Regions from separate parts of the Homo sapiens genome. Here region 1 is linked to region 2. The links are chromatin contacts, found by Hi-C in ENCODE. All regions are on one chromosome and are shown on one strand. Each heading gives the region's core, a stretch centred on a gene start or an enhancer-like site at or near the end of the contact. The rest is flanking DNA. Distances are from core to core; before and after follow the strand shown.

Region 1 (2,924 bases), core at 41-2,540, 5.3 Mb after region 2:
GAGAAGGGCTGCGGGAAGCAGAACACCGCCCCCAGCGCCCAGCGTGCTCCAGAAACATGAGCACAAACGCCTCAGCCTCCTTCCCCGGCGGCACCGGCACCGGCACCAGTACCCGCACCAGTACCGGCACCGGCACCAGTACCCGCACCAGTACCGGCACCGGCACCAGTACCCGCACCAGTACCGGCACCGGCACCGAGCGCAAGGCGGAGGGCCCGCCCGAAGCCGGGGGCACAACTGCCCAGGTCCCGAACCCGGACTCCAGCTTGGACGACACCTCCTACAGCCTGTCCGAATGGAGCGTCCGTTCTGAGTGGCGGTCCGTCTCGGATCCGCTAGCCAGTTCCCAGTGGAGCACGTCCTCAACTGCCGAGGCCGCCTCCTGGAGCTCCAGCATACACTCCCCAATCAGCACTACCGGTCTTAGCGAGAGTACTGACTCCGACTCCAAGAGTGGCCTCCGGGGTTTCAGCGCTTACAACCCGAGCAGTCGGATCCCCAAGTCTACCACCAGCTCGAACTCCTCCGATGGGGCCGTCACAGCCTCCAATCAGGACACCGGCATTCCCTGGGTATTAGTAACAGGACCTACCCCGCCCGTAAACTCCCCCGTAGAGTCATTGCAAGGGTCTGCCTTCTCCTCAGGGTTCAGCACCCCACGGGGTTTGGTAAAAGGACCGACCCTGCCCCCGGATTCCAACCTGACCTCAGTGTCCGACTACACTTGGATATTTGTACGGGGACCTCCTATACCCAATGACCTTTCGCAAGTGTCAATACAAGCACCTCCTACACCCAGTAACACCCCCGAGTGTCAGTACAAGGGTCTGCCGCATCCTCAGTGTCCAGCTTCCCCTGGGGTTTGGTACCAGGACCACCTCTACCCAATAACATTTCCCCAGTGTCGCCACAAGCACCTCCTGCACCCCATAACATCCCCCCAGTGTCAAGGCAGGCGTCTACCCCCACCTCAGTGCCTGACACTCCGCGGGGTTCAATACAAGAACCTCCTGCACCCAGTAATCCTTTCCAGCTGCCGACACAAGGACATTCTAAACCTAATAACTCTCGCCGAGTGTCAGTACAAGGGTCCGCCCCGCTCTCAGTGCCCAGCTCCCCCCGGGTATCAGCTGAAACATCAGCTCCGCCCCTGGGCGCTCCCGGAGTATCAGCAAAAGGGTTCGCCCCGCCCACAGTGCCCGGCTCCCCCCGGGTATCAAAAGAAGGATCGGCTCCGCCCCCGGGCTCCCCGGGGGAGTTGATAGAAGGGTCCTTCCCACCCTTTGCCGTCCCCACTCCTGTGCCTACGACCCAGGAGCGTGTCAGCCAAAGCATGGAGAATCAAGAGAAGGCGAGTATCGCGGGCCACATGTTCGACGTAGTCGTGATCGGAGGTGGCATTTCAGGTCAGTGTGGACCGTAGCGGTGGCCTGGGGGACCCTGGCCAGTGAGGGGTAGGGGAACCTACAGTAGCTCTTGTGGTGTTTGGGGGTCTCTCATGCATGCGAGAGTGTAGTGTAGCCATGGCTTGGCCCCATATCCTGCGAGGTAGGAGTGGGGGTTGTGCCAGTTTTGCTGGTGGTGTGACTGGGGGAGGCAGACACAATAATTTTACTACTACTACTATTAAATACTAATATTTAATTAGCTCTTGCTGTGCAGTTGTATTTAGCACTTTACGTGGATTTTCTCAGTCCTCAACAGTCCTGTGAGGTGGGAACTAAATTCATCCCCGTTTTGCAAAACCAAGAAACTGAGGTCTGGGGAGTTTCAATAACTCTCTTGAGGTCGAATCACCTAGCTTGTAAGTGGCTGAACGATTTTCTCCCATTTAAGACCTGCAGTACTAATTCCTGAGGTGGCTGCTTTGCCTCACTGATTTCATATCCTTTGCCCTAAACAGAACATCAGGATACAGATTTCTGTAGTATTGAGGGAGCAGTAGTGTTATTCCAGTCCTGCTCTTCTCTATTTTCCGTAGAAAATTTAGTAGGTGAAGAGGAAGGAGGTAGACTCCTTTAAGAAAAGGTTAAAAAAAAAAAGAGGAGAAGAGGGGGTGAGCTCTTAAACTATTCCTGTGTGTGTGTGTGTGTGTGTGTGTGTGTGTGTGTGTATGAACTGTGTTTATATATATATATGAACTGTGTTTATATATATATATGAACTGTGTTTATATATATATATGAACTGTGTTTATATATATATATGAACTGTGTTTATATATATATATGAACTGTGTTTATATATATATATATGAACTGTGTTTATATATATATATATATGAACTGTGTGTGTGTATATATATATATGAACTTGCAGGAAGGTGTAGGACATTTATTGTCCAAAGAGAATCCCTTTATGAAGCAGGGGCTGAGTGCCCTGTTGTATCCTCCTTCCTCCTTTCACTAAGAGCTCCCACCACCTGAATCTTGTCTTCTGATGAGCCAGTTGGTGGGCCAGGGTGCCCCTGGTCCTGGCTTGGATTTGTGGCTAACCAAGTGAGTGGTGCATGAGGCTTTCCAATATCTTCCTGGAAGCCTCATCATGATTGATATATTGTCGCCTATGTTGCCATCATTGGTAAAATGTTTGAAAATTAGGAATTTTGTTGCCTTTCATCCCTGGCTAGAATACCACACTGACCTATCCTCCCCCTACTAGGTGTTAATAATTTCTGAGTTATCCCTGCAGGATCTGATTCAGAAAGAGAAAGCTGATGGGAGGGAGTAAGTAGAGTGGCCCCACAGTAGCCATTTTTATATATAAATCTTTCGAGGAGACTCTGAACATGCTACAAATTAATGTTGGGTAGAGATAGCTTTATCTGAACCCAACATTGTTTATCCTGAACAGGCCAAGAGAAGAGATTGGCATGAACTGTTGCTTTGCCAGTTCCAGCCAGTACCAGCAAAAACATACATGTA
Region 2 (2,818 bases), core at 276-2,775:
AAATATTAATACGCAAGAGACTAGCCACTGTGGACAACTTTTTGAGAACCACTGTGAGGCATCTCAGTTCCAACTAATAATTGAGTTGGGAGACTAGGATCTAGAACAGACTCTGAGTTTCCCCAGAATGAATTACTTTAACATTTTAACTGTTTTGTCTTGGCTCCCCTGGCTTCCCTGATACCCTCATCCCAAGCCAAGGTTTGGTGGCTCTGCTCTGGCCCTGTAATATCTACTGTCAATTTATATGGTCATTTTGTTTACTTTCCTGTATGTCTCACTAAATTGTGAACTGCAGGCCAGGAATGTCAGTTCCGGCCAGGAGCATGGAAGAAAACATACATATTTCAGTGAAGGTATGATTCTGCTCAAACCCAGTGTTTTTTCAAAATGGTCGTGACCTATTAGTGGGCCAGAAAATCAATTCAGTGGATCACGATCAGCATTTTAAAAGAATGCATTATCAAAAAGGTGTGTGTGGAATCTAAGTGGATAGAACAAGGACTGCTTCACCAGACATCTATTTCTGTTACACGGTATATATGGAGTATCGGGTCACAATGTCAAAAGTATTTCTAACTATGGAGCTCAGGAAAAAAAAGGCTAAAAAACACTCGCTAAAGGGTCCCTCTTCTCCCTCTTTGTCCAATTTATTTCCTGTATCCCCTTTTACCCCACAGCCCTGATCACTCACTCTTTACTGCATTCAATACATAACCGGGAGCTCAGGACCTCCAAAGTGCACAAGTCTGGAGTCCGCACTTTGGGGAGTTTACAGAAAGTGTCCCTCCCTGGCCGGGCGCGGTGGCTCACGACTGTAATCCCAGCAATTTGGGAGGCCGAGGTGGGCTGATCACCTGAGGTCGGGAGTTCGAGATCAGCCTGACCAACATGGAGGAACCCCGTCTCTACTAAAAATATAAAATTAGCCGGGCGTGGTGGCGCATGCCTGTAATCGCAGCTACTCGGAGGCTAAGGCAGGAGAATCGCCTGAACCCGGGATGCGGAGGTTGCGGTGAGCCGAGATTGCGCCATTGCACTCCAGCCTGGGCAACAAGAGTGAAACTCCGTCTCATAAAAAAAAAAAAAAAGTGTCCCTGCCTTCAAGAAGCTCATCAAGAGCTTATTTAAAAAGCATACGAAAGACAGGCACCCTCTTTCCCGTTCTCCCCCATCCTGTTCTTCCCGTCCGGTCCTCTGCCCTCAGTCATTCGCGGGAGCGCAACCAGCGATCCCGCCCCAGTCCGGCTGCCAAGCCTGGGGCCTGTCCCCCTACAGGGCCGATCCGGAGGCGGGGCCCGGCCGCCCGCGGACCCTCCCTCCCGGCCTTCCGCCACCGGCGCGGGCGCAACTCACCGGGCATCAGCTCTTCCGGCTCCCTCATGCCACGGGCAGTACGGGCAGCCTGCGCCGGGGCCAGGAGGCTGTAGAGGACGGTTTGGTCGGGGCTAAAGCAGCTACTCCGCACCGACGCGGGCCGCGAAAGCCCCCAAGTTCCGCATGGCGAAACTCCGGAGATCAACTACAACCGCGCTCCCGGAAGTCAACAAACAGCCGCTACGGGCAACGGGGGCGGAGCTTGGGAATGCAAGGCGGGACAGGCGCCGTTGGGGAGGGGAACGGAGGCCGGGTGGCTGGTAAGGGGCAGGCTCAGGCACAGCGGAGGGGCAGTAGAGACCACGCGCCCTCTGGCGGCCTGGAGCAGAGAGGCGGCCACGCCGCGCAGTGATGCTGTGGAGTCCGCGCCCTTGTGCCGTTGGAGGTCCAGGCGCCGCAGGGACCCTGCCCATGAGTGGCAAACGTCACAAATCCCATACTCCGTGACATAAGCAAGCATCGACACACAATTATGACACTACTAGTAATAGTGACCAGCTGGAACATTAAAGGAGGTAAGCACTCTGCTAAAGATATCCCCAGCATCTAAACCAACATCTGGCCTATACTGAATGCTCATTACGTATTTATTGGACAAATGAGTACTATTACAACCCTGTAAAGTGGTTAATGTTACCTCTGTTTAAGCATGTGGGCAGCTAGTCCAGCTAGTCCAGCCTGTAGTCAACAAAAGTAAAAGCTGAGGTGTATATGGTCCACTACTCACAGAACATACACAAAGGGGTAGCCCAACATCATTGCTCTAGAATTTGCTCAGCGATGTTATATGATGCAGGGTTTCCCATGCATCAACATTTGGCTATCATGAAATAAAGAAGCAAAAAGCCATCTTCCAGAATGAGCAGATTTACGTACGTTTGGTAGTTGTGGACATGGGCCCTAGAATCAGACACAATTGGATTCAGGGATCCCTGAATTACTCTTGTGTGTTACCAACACTTTCTCAGGAAGTTTGCATTAACATGAAGAGGGGACATTAAACTATTAGTTACACAAATAATCATTTACTTACAAAGCAAAGTGGAGGTTACTAAGGAAGTGGTTAACAAGAAGCGTTGACCTGGTGTAGGAGGTTAAGAAAGGCTTATCTGAAGAAAGAACATTAAATCTAAGAACTGGAGAAAGATAAGCCAGGAGGGGGAGAGAGCTCTTGGCAGAGAGTAAATTGTGTATAAAGGTTTGTAAGGAGCTTGACTCTTTCCAGGAACACCAAGAGGCGAGGCTGGTTCCTAGCGAGGTGGCAAGGTCTTGGGCCTATTAAGGATCTGAGATTTTATCCTAAAGACAATGTGAAACCACTGAGAAGTTTTAGGCAGTAGAACAACAGGACAGGATCAGTTATGTGTGTCCCTGAAATCATTCTGCCTGGTCTAGATGCTTTGTAGAGAATAAACTGGAGCAGTGAGAAGGGTTCAGAGGC

Evidence for each region. Hi-C counts contacts between places; a loop is a spot of excess contacts on that map. Pooled maps may share reads with other maps.
Region 1: a loop to region 2 is called in a map of B cell, with 14 times the contacts of the local background. The contact joins the promoter of MAOA here to the promoter of RPGR in region 2. A Hi-C loop is called at or near these places in 3 of 168 maps with a recorded cell type or tissue (B cell, CD8-positive, alpha-beta T cell and naive thymus-derived CD4-positive, alpha-beta T cell) and 5 of 50 pooled maps.

The regions. Positions count from the first base shown.
Region 1 is chrX:43,655,009-43,657,932 of GRCh38, forward strand. MAOA (monoamine oxidase A) reads left to right here and starts at 1,291. Exons shown (of 15, transcript NM_000240.4): 1 at 1,291-1,406. The coding sequence starts at 1,334. RefSeq lists a silencer at 1-193 and an enhancer at 125-184.
Region 2 is chrX:38,325,984-38,328,801 of GRCh38, forward strand. RPGR (retinitis pigmentosa GTPase regulator) reads right to left here and starts at 1,526. Exons shown (of 15, transcript NM_001034853.2): 1 at 1,357-1,526. The coding sequence starts at 1,384. It also overlaps a transcript of OTC not described here. RefSeq lists a silencer at 1,215-1,464.